Linked DNA regions of Homo sapiens: regions 1 and 2 are each linked to region 3. The links are chromatin contacts, found by Hi-C or POLR2A ChIA-PET in ENCODE. All regions are on one chromosome and are shown on one strand. Each heading gives the region's core, a stretch centred on a gene start or an enhancer-like site at or near the end of the contact. The rest is flanking DNA. Distances are from core to core; before and after follow the strand shown. Region 1 overlaps CACNA1C (calcium voltage-gated channel subunit alpha1 C). Region 2 overlaps CACNA1C (calcium voltage-gated channel subunit alpha1 C). Region 3 holds the start of CACNA1C (calcium voltage-gated channel subunit alpha1 C).

Region 1 (3,683 bases), core at 741-3,240, 450 kb before region 3:
ATGCCCATTTTCTCACATCTGGTTTGCTTTCCCAGAGCACTTCTCACTTGGTAACTGTATCATTACCTATTTATTACGTGTATTATTTGCTGTTTGTCTTCCATGCTAGAATGTGAGCTCCCCGAGGACAGTTGGTTCTGGCCTGCTTTGTTCACGGGTGTACCCCAGGTGCCTACAACGATGCCTCGCACATAGTAGGTCCTCAGCTAACGCTCTTTGAGTGAATGAGTGAACCTGATATGTGCTAGGTACTGTGCTGTAAACACGAAATCCTTGCTGGAGGGGAGACAGGAAATGACCAGGCAGCTACAGTGCAGGCTGGCAGCTGCAACTGCAGAAGGAAGCACGCAGGGTCCCAGAAGGCTTCCACCAGTGGAAGAGTGTCTGCGTGAGGCTGAGGGGGGCAAGGGCCAGGCTCAGCAGGCCTGTGTCAACCTTGCACTGCACAGCCACTGAAGGCAACGGAGATAAAGAGCAGGAAGGAAGCCCCAGAGTCCATGTGGTCCTATGATAGCAATGGAGGTTTGCAGAAGTCGGCAATTGTTAAAAATAGAGCCTATGGCTGTGAGGCCATCCTGGCTGCAAAGATTCTCCCAGTGGCTGAACTACTAAAATATCCAGCAAAAGAGCATCTGTTAGGAGAGGCGGGGTGAAAGGTCCTTGTGTGTCAGACACTGTCCCCATCCCAGGGAGCCTGGGAGCTTTCCTTTAGCGATAAGGTAACTGTCTGAACCAACAGTGCAAAGGAAACCACACCAGACTTCAGCACCAGGAGAAGAAAAACAAACCCGAGCCAATACAGGATGGGTGGGATTGGTGACATGAGATTAGGGAGAGAAAGGCATGAGAGCCACATGAGCTGCCTGACCACAGGCCACACTGACAGCCGTGCTGGCCACGATGGGCTGTGGTCTGCAGGTCCCATTTGACGATGGGAACCGTGAGGTCATTCTTTGACTATTCTTAGCAGTGGTCACATCAGAGTCCACGTTTGTTCAACAAGTATTTACCGAGCGCCTACTTGTGTAAGGGTTCTGTTGTGTATCGGACTCTCTGATACAGGGAAGGCAATGGGGTTGAGACAGCCCTGGAATGGGAGTCCCAGGCACCTGCTGAGGAAGAGGGAAACCTGGATCCAAGGTCAGGGGGAGCCTGTGGGTGTCCTTGTAGCTTTTCCTCTCTCAGAGTAAGTCCTGCTAAGGAGGGTCAGAAGCAGTCCCTTTCTTTTCCTCTAAATGAGTATTGCTTTACTTTTTTTTTTTTTTTTTTTTTTTTTGAGGTGGAGTCTCACTCTGTCGCCCAGGCTGGAGGTGCAGTGGCGTGATCTTGGCTCACAGCAAGCTCCACCTCCTGGGTTCATGCCATTCTCCTGCCTCAGCCTCCCGAGTAGCAGGGACTACAGGCACCCGCCACCACACCTGGCTAATTTTTTTTTTTTTTTAAAGTAGAGACGGGGTTTCACCGTGTTAGCCAGGATGGTCTCGATCTCCTGACCTCGTGATCCGCCCACCTCGGCCTCCCAAAGTGCTGGGATTACAGGCATGAGCCACTGCCCCCGGCCTGCTTTACTTTTTTGAGAGGGTGGGGCAGTCAGGAAAAGCTTTTGAGAACTATGGACTCCCACCAGCAGTAATGTGCACTGCACACACACAGCATCCTGCAGACAGCCTCGAGGGCACGCCGGCACCCTGAAGCGCGTGCAGAACCCCATGGTACTGACCTACTCCAAACAACTGGTCTGTTCTGTTCGACCCCAAAGGAGCTTGCCCCGTGTGCGTCAGGGGATCAAGAGTGGCAGAGGATGTCTGTTCTTGGCAAACTCCCCTTGCTCCTCTCTGGGTCACAGACCCCACCTTCTTCAGGACACGTGGGAGCAGCCAGTTCCAGGAGGCCACGACGTGCTCACCACAGTTCCCCTCCCAAAGCTGCCTCTGGAGCCTGGGCAGATGGCGAGTGGGAGTTGGGCTCGATGGCGCCCAGGCAACTTCCTCAAAATGAAATCTTTCCTCACTAGTTCCTCACACCCCTTAAATTTTGTGAACATTTAACCTCACAGAAAATGCAGCCTTGGAGGCCACACAAACCCACGCGCCTTGGAGATTTCCTAAGGCCCGAGCTTAGTCTGGGAATCCTTTCTTCTGCGCCACACACAAGGTGAGAGGCTTCCAGCATATGAAGGACTTCAAAGGGGGAGCTACAGACCTCAAGGTCATGGCCCCACAGACAGCCAGGACCATAAGAGGAAACTCATGGGTCCCCCTCGCCGTCCCACACTGCTGCTTTGGTCCCCCCTGGGCTGTGGGCTGGTTTTTTAGAGGTTCGAGATGGGGAACAGCAGGCGAGGGCAGGAAGCAGGAGGACAGATGAGAGATGGAGACGGACGAGGCCAGGGTGGTCCTCAGAACCCCACTGCCTGGGTGAGCAATGCTCGGCTGCCACAGAAGGTGATTCTCTGGCCTGCCTGGCTCTGGTCTGAAAGGAAAGTTCTCCTTTCACTTCCCTCTTACTTTCTCCTCTTTATTCTGGTCCACCTACTTTGGGGGGACAGCTGAGTAGAGAGCACACAAAGCTGGGTGGCTCTGAAGTAGGGCGATGCCTGGAGTCATGAGATTGATGTCCTAAAGCAGCTGAAATGGAGCTATTAAGAAGACAAAGAATAAAGTCAGATTTAAAAAAAAAAATGACCCAGATTGCTGACACCCTTATTTAGAGGTGAAATAAGGGATAGGTCTTCTAGAGCCATTAAGCCGTGTTCCTCAGGTCTCCTGACTTTCCTAAGGAAAGTCAGCTCATTGTCTGTAGCCTTGAGGGCCTCCAGGCCCAAGTACTGGCAGGACGGCCCCTGCCTTGGCTGAAACAGCCTCACTACAAAGGGAGGGAGCATTGAATGAACACTATCAAAGACCTTTCGGCAACCAGCATCTAATTCCTTGAAGGGAACCCCAGATTTAAACCCTCAAGTCCACTTTTTATCTTTCCCCAAAAAGATAAACAGGGGAATAAGCTTCCCTAGCCCCTCTCCTCGAGGCCAACTCCCCAGCCCAGCAGACTTCCACGGGTTCTCAAGCTGTGTGTACCTTTCCTGTAAGGTTCTTGGCACAGGCACTGTGGATCCAAAAAGGCTGAATCGTTTCAGCAAATGTCGAGAGAGAGGCTGACACCTGCCATCGAAAGGCAGGAGGTGTAAATCTGTGAAAGCCACGGTGCTTTACACTGTCACTGGGGGACAGGATCTGCTGCTGCCAGTGAACACCAGTCAGCTCAGGGCAATAGCTCCATCAACCTGCGGCTTTCAGAATCTATGTCACCTTGCTTGCTGGGACACGGGCAGCTACCTCACGGAGCACCAAGTGAGCAGGAAGTTGTGGAACAGGCTCCACCTGGCTGCTCCCCACCCCTGCACCTGCTTATTGAGTGCTGAAAACCCGGGAGTGCCTCAGAGCCCAGGTAAAAGCTTAGTTTACATGGGGGAAGAAAACAACAAGCTCCTAACACCAAGGCAAGCCAACAAAATAAGCTCCTCCATGCATTTCAAACTCCCTGGAATCAGATGGACTCATGTGCTGACATCATGTGGGAGGTTGGGAGCTGTCATAGAGAGTAGTGGGCCCCAGTGTGTGAAGACCTGTGCAGGAGACAACTGGCTGACAGCCATAGCAATGTTGAGAGAACCTAAAACCCAG
Region 2 (3,642 bases), core at 921-3,420, 290 kb before region 3:
AGAGTGGGGATTCCACAGCGACTCTGAACTTCATACTTAGAAGAGCAGGGCCTCACCTGGGCTGCCTTGGAATCCTCAGGAAATTGGATCTCATGGGGTTCTTAGACATCAGATAGTTTAATCCCTCGCTGGAACAGATGAAAAAGGGAAAGAGCCAAAGGAAAACAATGACCAAGTGCCAAGCTCGCACCATGTGCTCTAATCCTCACGCTATCCCAGGGGTCAGAGACACAATCTTTCTGCAGATCGCCTGCCAGTCACACAGCCAGGATGCAGGGAGGAACCAGGATCTGTGTGACCAGTGCCCCAGCACTCCCCTCACTGCCCCAAGCCACCGCAGGTGAAAACAGGAAGAGGCCTGTCCAGGTGACAAGGGTAACAAGTGGCACATCCAGGCCTGGACCAGGGCTTTCGACCAAGTCTTACATGCAAAAACGTTCATGTCCACTCCCCCTAGGGAGTGTTGAAGGTGCCTACTGCCGTATCGCTGTATTTCATTAAAAGGCCAAGTCTTTTTTTTTTCTTTTTTGAGACGGAGTCTCACTCTGTCGCCCAGGCTGGGGTGCAGTGGCACAATCTCGGCTCACTGCAAGCTCTGCCTCCCAGCTTCACGCCATTCTCCTGCCTCAGTCTCCTGAGTAGCTGGGACTACAGGCGCCCGCCACCACGCCCGGCTAATTTTTTTGTATTTTTAGAGAGATGGGGTTTCACCGTGTTAACCAGGATGGTCTCGATCTCCTGACCTCGTGATCTGCCAGCCTCGGCCTCCCAAAGTGCTGGGATTACAGGCGTGAGCCACCACACCCAGCCAGTGTCTTTTTTCAAGGAAACTTCAGCTATGGATCAAATCAATCTCCTCTCAATACATTTCCAGGGACCCTCCGGATCCCTCTGTTGATCAGAATTTTATCTTAACTACAGGTAGAAATAAGAATGCCCCAGCTTGGGTTCAGCCATGTTTTGTTAGAGGTTGTACAGGTGGCACTTGGGTTGTGTTTTAGAAGAGTAATTGTGGGTTCAGAAAGCATTTTCCCAATGCTATGTCCCATTCACTTGTTTTCTTCCTTTCAGATTAATAAAGATAATGCTCAGCCTGTTGGCATGGGTGTGAGGAGTCAGAAACTTTCATATTCTGCTGCTGAGAATCCAGATTTGGACAGGCTTTCTTAAGTGCCTTTTGGCAAAATAAAGCAAAAAACATAACTTTTCACCTATAAATCCTTCTGTTAGAATACATCTGCAAAAAGGGGTATATATAGAATACAGTTATTTATTTTACATATATATGTTATTATGTACATTATAAAGTTGTATATAGAAGAATAAAGTTATTCTTCACTGTGCTGCTGAAACTGTGAAAACAGCTTCGTGCTCACCAAACAGCAGATGAATTATGAACACCAGGACACCTTCACAGGATTCCACATTATACTGCAGATTCATATTTAATGCCACAAAAGGACAGTCATTACATATAGTTTTTAAAAACCAAAGTACATAGTAATATGTGTAGTAGGATTCTTTTTTAAAAAAATATATTTCCATATTTGCATGGTAAAGACTGGAAGGATATACACATAAAAGAGAGTAGTATCCCTTTGGTCTGAGATTTTGAATGAACTTCTTTGCTCTTTAAAAATCTGCCCTTAATTTTTTGATAATGACTATGTACGACAGTCACGTGCTGCATAACACTGCAGTCAACAACAGGCCACATACACAATGGTGGTCTCATAAGGTTATAATGAGGCTGAAAAATTCCTATCACCTCATGACATCTTGATGACCTGCGTAGGTCTAGGTTACTATGTGCGCGTGTCTTACTTCTTAACAAAAAATTTACAAAGCAAAAAATAAAATAAAATAATTTTTAATAGAATACATCACATAGAAAAAAGGATATAAAGAGAGTATTTTTGTACAGCTGTGTGTTTGTGTTTTAAGCTACATGTTATTATAAGAGTCATCAAGTTAAAAATTAAAGTTTATAAAGCAAAAAAGTTATAGCAAGCTAAGGTTAACGTATTATTGCAGGAAGAAACATATTTTTTATAAATTTAGTGTAGCCTAAGTCCACTGTTAATAAAGTCCACAGTAGTGTGCAGTCATGTCCACTCACTCATGACTCACACAGAGCAACTTCCAGTCCTGCAAGCTCCATTCATGGTAAATGACCTACACAGGCAAACCACTTTCTTAATCTTTTATACTGTACTTTGTACCTTTTCTATGTTTAGATATGTTTAGCATTGTATTACAATTGCTTACAGTACTGAAGTACAGTGGCATGCTGTACGGAATCCAAGGAACGATGGGCTACGCCATATAGCCTAGGTGTGCAGCAGGCTCAACCATCCAGGTTTGTGTATATTCACTCTATGATGTTCACATATGATGAAATCACCTAACAACGCATTTCTTAGAATGTATCCCCATTGTTAAGCAATTCGTGACTGTACTTGTGTAATTATAATTTTGAAATTATTCTCTAAATTAAAAGAGAAGCTATTATTGATATGGGGGGAAGCATTTTTCCTATAAAACAATCTGTAACTCATAATAAGATAATCAGATTGGATCATAAAACCTGTTAAACCTGTTTAGCATGATGGGTATGCTAGCTCAACTTGGGGGTGTGTTGGGGGAAAGGGACAAGAAGGAAAGAAGTTCCCTTCATTTCCTTGGGCCTAGGATAAGCCCTCAAGAGCCCTATTCCACCCCCAAGGGCACCTCCTCCAAGGCTCCTGCTATTCTCATGCTTCCTGGGCCCTGTGTCCTGGATGCACAGGCATACCGGGTCGCTCGCTGCTCCAAAGTTACCCACTTCACACCAACCTTGCCAACCCTAACCCTATCTCTCAGACATCACCCAGTCTCTGGGGAGCAAAAGAATGGCATCTGCCAAAAGAACAGCTGAGATGAGCCACCGGTGGTCAGTGTCACTGACTGGAGGGAGGGGGACCATGGTTCCAGCTGTATCAGCTTCATGGGGGTGGGGGTGGGGGGACATTTCTGGTATGCAGCCACTTTTGGCTCCAGTGCATCCTGAGCCACACAGCCAGGACCTGTGGACGGCATGTGTCCATTGGCCTTGGCATCTATCTCAGACAGACCCTTGTGCACAAGGCGCCCACCCTGGGGTCTCTTCTTGCTATGGACTGCATGGGGATGCTATTATGCCTATACAGATGTCCGTTTTCTTCATTTACCGATTCTCTGACTTACTGATTCAGAAGACGTTTGCTGCTAATTAGCCCCTTGCCAGACATCAAGGAGGGGTCAATAGTTAAAAAACGAGTTGCCCTCTCCTCCCCCCATGTAGCCAGCACTGGGGTCTAAAGTTGGCGTGGCATGCTCCTGCCAAGTCCTGCCTGGCTGTAGGAAAGGCATGCTGGGGGTAGTGAGGGGGAGTGTAGGGTCCTGGGATAGGACCAGGCTGTGCAGAGAGGGGATTCCAGGCTGGAAGTGTGGACTTAATCCTGGGACAGTCATTCCAGGTGCTGAAGCAGAGAAAGGGGACAATTAAGGAGATCTGCCTGGGGGCTGCCTGTGGGATACTACAGGGGGCTGAGACCAGAGGCAAAGACCAAACCTGAAGTCAGAGGAGGAGGCGTGGTCACCACAGGCTTCAGAGAAGGTGGC
Region 3 (4,047 bases), core at 1,271-3,770:
TGGGTTCAGAAGGGGTTTATCCTGCACTAAGAGGAGACCTTGTAAACTAGTTAAGATTATCATCCTGTGAATAAGGTGAATAATCACTATTATTACCACAGTACATTGCCATTGACAGTGATACTTAGGGCAATACTACAGAGCTCTCCTCTTCAATGCTGCTTAGACTGAGGAGGTGGGTAAAGCACGCAGTCTCAGAACCTGGAGGGGAGTCATCTTGCATCCCCACTCTTCACAAATACCACCCTCTTTTGTGTCTCACTCCTTCCCTCCTAAACCATTCACTAGCCCATCAGCTACAGAAGGGAGAGGGGATCAGGTGAGGGATGGGGTCAACAGTAGAGAAATCCAAACATGGATACTGCCCTTGTGACCCCAAAGCTCTGGCTCACCCTAGAACCCATGACCCTTGACAAGATTCTTTCTTCCAAAGGAGGCCACAATCCCCAAGCTGCCACCCATGCTGGAAAGCAGAGAAGACTGGCCCCAAAATCGGTTTCAGGATAGATGGAGACCAGGCAGGCTGGATGGCAGCTTCTGGCTCTAAAGAGTGAAGGCCCTGTCCCCAAAAGGTGGAGCTGGGAGCAAACAGAGGGAAAAAGCTGGACAAAAAGACCTGGAGACAACTCCTTCCACCAGGCTGGTCTTCAGAGGATCACTGGGAAGAACCCAGGGAAGGAACAGAGACCAGCAGTGACAGATAGGCTTTCAGGGGAAGAGAAGAGGAAGAGTGCAAACAGGGAGGCTCTGGGAACTGGGAGAGAAAAGGGAGAGACTACACCCAAAGAGACAGAGCAGTGGCGAGAAGAAAGAGATGTCATGCCTGGAGGTTGCCAGAAAGCCCCGCTGGACCACCCTGTCTGCACCCCCCGTCCCCAAAACCTTAAATGCTAAGCAACGTCCAAGAAAACAACTTGTTAATATGGGGGGAGAGCGGTGAGGGAGAAAGTTTCCAGGAAGTAGGGAGTTACCTGACTGCCTTTCACCATCACAGGGGGAGCTGGTGACACTCGCGGCCAAGGATGGAGATGCTCGGAAAACACTGGGCAATAGTATGGAGCCGCGTGAGCCAGGCACACCCTTTCATGATCTCCTTCAAACACGAAACAGCAAAGCCCACACACCGCCCGGCTCCTCGCCGCTTCCATCCTCAGGTGCTAGCCCACATGTGGGTGCGAATGAGAACACACGCGGCGTGGGCGCGCTCGGGGTCAACAGCAGTGGAGAGGTGGGTGGGTGTAGGTGAGCGGCGGAGGAGGGAGGGAGAGAGGAAGAAGGGGACCTACAGAGGGGGAACCAGAGGGGCGCGCTGGGCTTCACATCTGCACCGCCGCCCCCACCCGCCACCTGGAGCGCGCCGCCCAGGGCAGGGGCGCCTGGACGAGAGTGGACGCCGGGCAGCGCGAGGGCGCCCCAGGGGCGGCCGTGGGCGCCGGGCTCTGCCGGCGCAGGGTGCGCGCGCGCGCGCTCCCAGCCGCGCCCCGAGCCGGGCGAGGGACCCCGGGCCTCTGGGCTCCGCGGCGCCGGCGCCCTCTGCCCCCCGCGCGGCTGGCCAGGCAGCCGGGCTCTCCAGGCGGACGCGAGAAAGCGAGGCGGCGGCAGCCACTTGGGGAACTTTTCCCCCCTCGCCTGGAATTTCACAGGAAACACATGCTCTGGAGAAGCTGGGGCCCGGAGGGGGAGGGGCGGGAATTTTCCGCTCCGTCTCGCGCGGCGGTTCGGGCCCCGGTCCCGCCGGGCTCCCGGGCGCTCCGACGAGGCGGAGGCGCCCCTCGCGGACGCGGCCCCGGGCCACTCCGCAGGGACCGGCCCCGGGGCCGCGGGGAGCGCGGGTAGGGCAGGAACCCGGTGGAAAAGGCAGGGAGCCCCGGCGAGGCGGCGGGGTCCAGCCTTACCTTGGTGGTTTTCCTCTGGAATGTACATCCTCGTATTCTCATTGACCATGGACCAAAAATGGTTTTAATAGGAGGAGCAGCCACGAAGAGGAAGAAATGTGAAAACACCCCCCGGCGGGTCTGGATTAATCCCTCCTCCGAGGCCGGCGGCTTTCGCGCAAGATTCGAGGAAGCCGTGGTCTGCAGCGTTTCTTCTTCCCCGCCGACGATTACCTGATTCCCATTATGGCATCAAACCCCAAAAACTGCTCCTTTCCACTACTGCCTCCTCGAGTGAAACTGTAACGCATCCTCAGTACATCCGGGCCCCTTCCAAGAACTGAGCACCGCACCTCCGGCGGCTACACCATTTGAAAAAATAAATCGGGAGAGGCAGGGCGAGAAGAGGCGGAGAGGAGGGGCGGGGGGCGCGCGGGGCCCGCCTGGGCCGGCAGGGGCCGAGGCGCCTCTGCCCACTCCCAGCGAGTCCTCCTGAGGCCCCTGCCCGGCTCTCTGCTGTCAAAGGGAGCCGGCAACTCCTGGGCGCGGAGGCAGGAAGAGCCGCCGCCGCCGCTCCGGGCCCGCCGCGCCGCGCCGAGCGCCGCTCTGGCAGGAGCTGTTTCTGCAGAGGCAGCGAGAGGGAGACACCGGGCGCGCGAGAGCGCCGCGCTCACTCCCCCCGGCCCAGCCCCGCCGCGCCCGCGCCCGCCCCTGCCCGCGCCGCCCGCCCGCCCGCCCGGCGCGCCGGAGGCAGACGCGCTGAACGCTTCCAGATGTGGCTGCGGCGGCGCGCAGGGAGCCGGGCGCACGGCGCGGGGCGCACGGCGGCGGACTGGAGCCCGAAGTCGGGCCCCCTCCCGGCGCCCGCGGCAGCGCCGCCCGAGCGAGCCCTCCGCCCGCATGACGTCAAAGGGAGCGGGCCCCGGCCGCCGGCGGGCGAGGGGCGGCGTGAGGAGCCCCCGGGGAGGCCGGGGCGCGCGGCGCACCCGGGCGCCAGCCGCGGTGGCCGCGGTGGCCGCGGCGCGGACACACCCCCTCGCGCCCCGCCGGCGGCGTCGCGCCCCCCGCGCCGGCCTGCAGCCCCCCGCCCGCGTTCTCTCCTCCGCTGCGGCGGCGCGTCCCTGCTGGGCCGGCCACGCCGGGAAGGCCTCTGTGAGCGGAATTCCAAGGAGGAGGAATACAATTTGCCCGACTACCAGAGTCTCGTTTCGGATCGGGCCACTGAACAAAACGGCAAGATGAGCCGTGATTCCGTGATTCTGTTTGATCAATTATAATCAGAGCGGTTGTAGAAGTGACAGATAGAGGAGGGGAGGGGAAGCGGGAGGGGCAGCGAGGCGGAGCCTGGTAGGCGAGGCAGCGGTGCCCAGATGTCTGAACAGATTCCTAGACCCAGGTTTAATAATTCCTTGGAGGCAGCCGAGCACGTGTTCTACTAGGATATCCTTACCTACTTCTCTTAATTATTTCTGCAACTCCGGCAGGAATCTATCCAGCACCTCTCCTTCCCGGAGAAGCAAACACTTCCCTCCATCACTCCCTGCAACCACAGCAAGTTCCACGGCACCCCCTGCAGGACCGGGCTCCCCTCCAGTGGGGCTTCGTGATCCCTTTCAGGGGGGCCTACAACTCCCTCTTGGGGAAAACCTCTACCTGCCTCCACATAAGACCTCCTCGCCTCCACATCCACCCTCATTCCCTGGGTGACCCTAACCATTCCCGTGGCTTTCAGCAGCTGTCTATATCAAATGTCTATCTCCAGCCCAGACCTCTCTCCTGAATTCCAGACTACAGCTGACTCCGTCTGATAGACATTTCAAGCCTAATACATCCAAACACTGGATTCCTGATCTCTTCAAAGCCTGCTCCTCCTCACACAGCCTTCCCCATCGCAGTCGATGACCATCCCATACTTCTAGTTGCTCAGTTCAAAATCCTGGAGTCACTCTTGACTCCTTTCTCTCATCATTCCACGTCTAGTCCATCAGGAGATCCTGTTGACCCTACCTTCAGGTGAATTCAGAACCTGACCACTTCTCATTTCCTGCACTGCCACCACCTGGGGCTGAACCAGCATCCTTCACCCAGGTTTCTCCTGTGGCTGATCCCCCTGGTCTACCTTCCCTCTCCCCTCTGGTATTTTCTCAATACAGCAGTCGGAGTAACCCATTTA

What was found. A loop is a pair of places that touch in the nucleus more often than their neighbours do. ChIA-PET counts read pairs that join two places held with the same protein, here RNA polymerase II (POLR2A). Pooled maps may share reads with other maps.
Region 1: a map of heart left ventricle shows a loop between it and region 3 (2.0-fold over the local background). The contact joins the enhancer-like site here to the promoter of CACNA1C in region 3. A Hi-C loop is called at or near these places in 1 of 168 maps with a recorded cell type or tissue (heart left ventricle) and 1 of 50 pooled maps. POLR2A ChIA-PET finds 5 or more read pairs at or near these places in 1 of 52 experiments (BJ).
Region 2: a loop to region 3 is called in a map of vagina, with 5 times the contacts of the local background. The contact joins the enhancer-like site here to the promoter of CACNA1C in region 3. A Hi-C loop is called at or near these places in 2 of 168 maps with a recorded cell type or tissue (sigmoid colon and vagina) and 4 of 50 pooled maps. POLR2A ChIA-PET finds 5 or more read pairs at or near these places in 1 of 52 experiments (activated naive CD4-positive, alpha-beta T cell).

The regions. Positions count from the first base shown.
Region 1 is chr12:2,498,803-2,502,485 of GRCh38, reverse strand. The region is part of intron 7 of CACNA1C (calcium voltage-gated channel subunit alpha1 C); the gene reads right to left. Among named protein-coding and RNA genes, the nearest start is that of CACNA1C-AS2, 170 kb to the left of the region's middle. Within about 2 kb of position 1,990, at least 4 of the 41 ENCODE cell types and tissues checked have a DNase peak (open chromatin) inside an H3K27ac peak, as active enhancers do; they include heart left ventricle, where a contact is called at or near this core.
Region 2 is chr12:2,337,844-2,341,485 of GRCh38, reverse strand. The region is part of intron 3 of CACNA1C (calcium voltage-gated channel subunit alpha1 C); the gene reads right to left. Among named protein-coding and RNA genes, the nearest start is that of CACNA1C-IT3, 70 kb to the right of the region's middle. RefSeq lists an enhancer at 3,524-3,642. Within about 2 kb of position 2,170, at least 4 of the 41 ENCODE cell types and tissues checked have a DNase peak (open chromatin) inside an H3K27ac peak, as active enhancers do.
Region 3 is chr12:2,051,460-2,055,506 of GRCh38, reverse strand. It overlaps CACNA1C (calcium voltage-gated channel subunit alpha1 C), which reads right to left and starts at 2,520. Exons shown (of 47, transcript NM_000719.7): 1 at 1,896-2,520. The coding sequence starts at 1,944.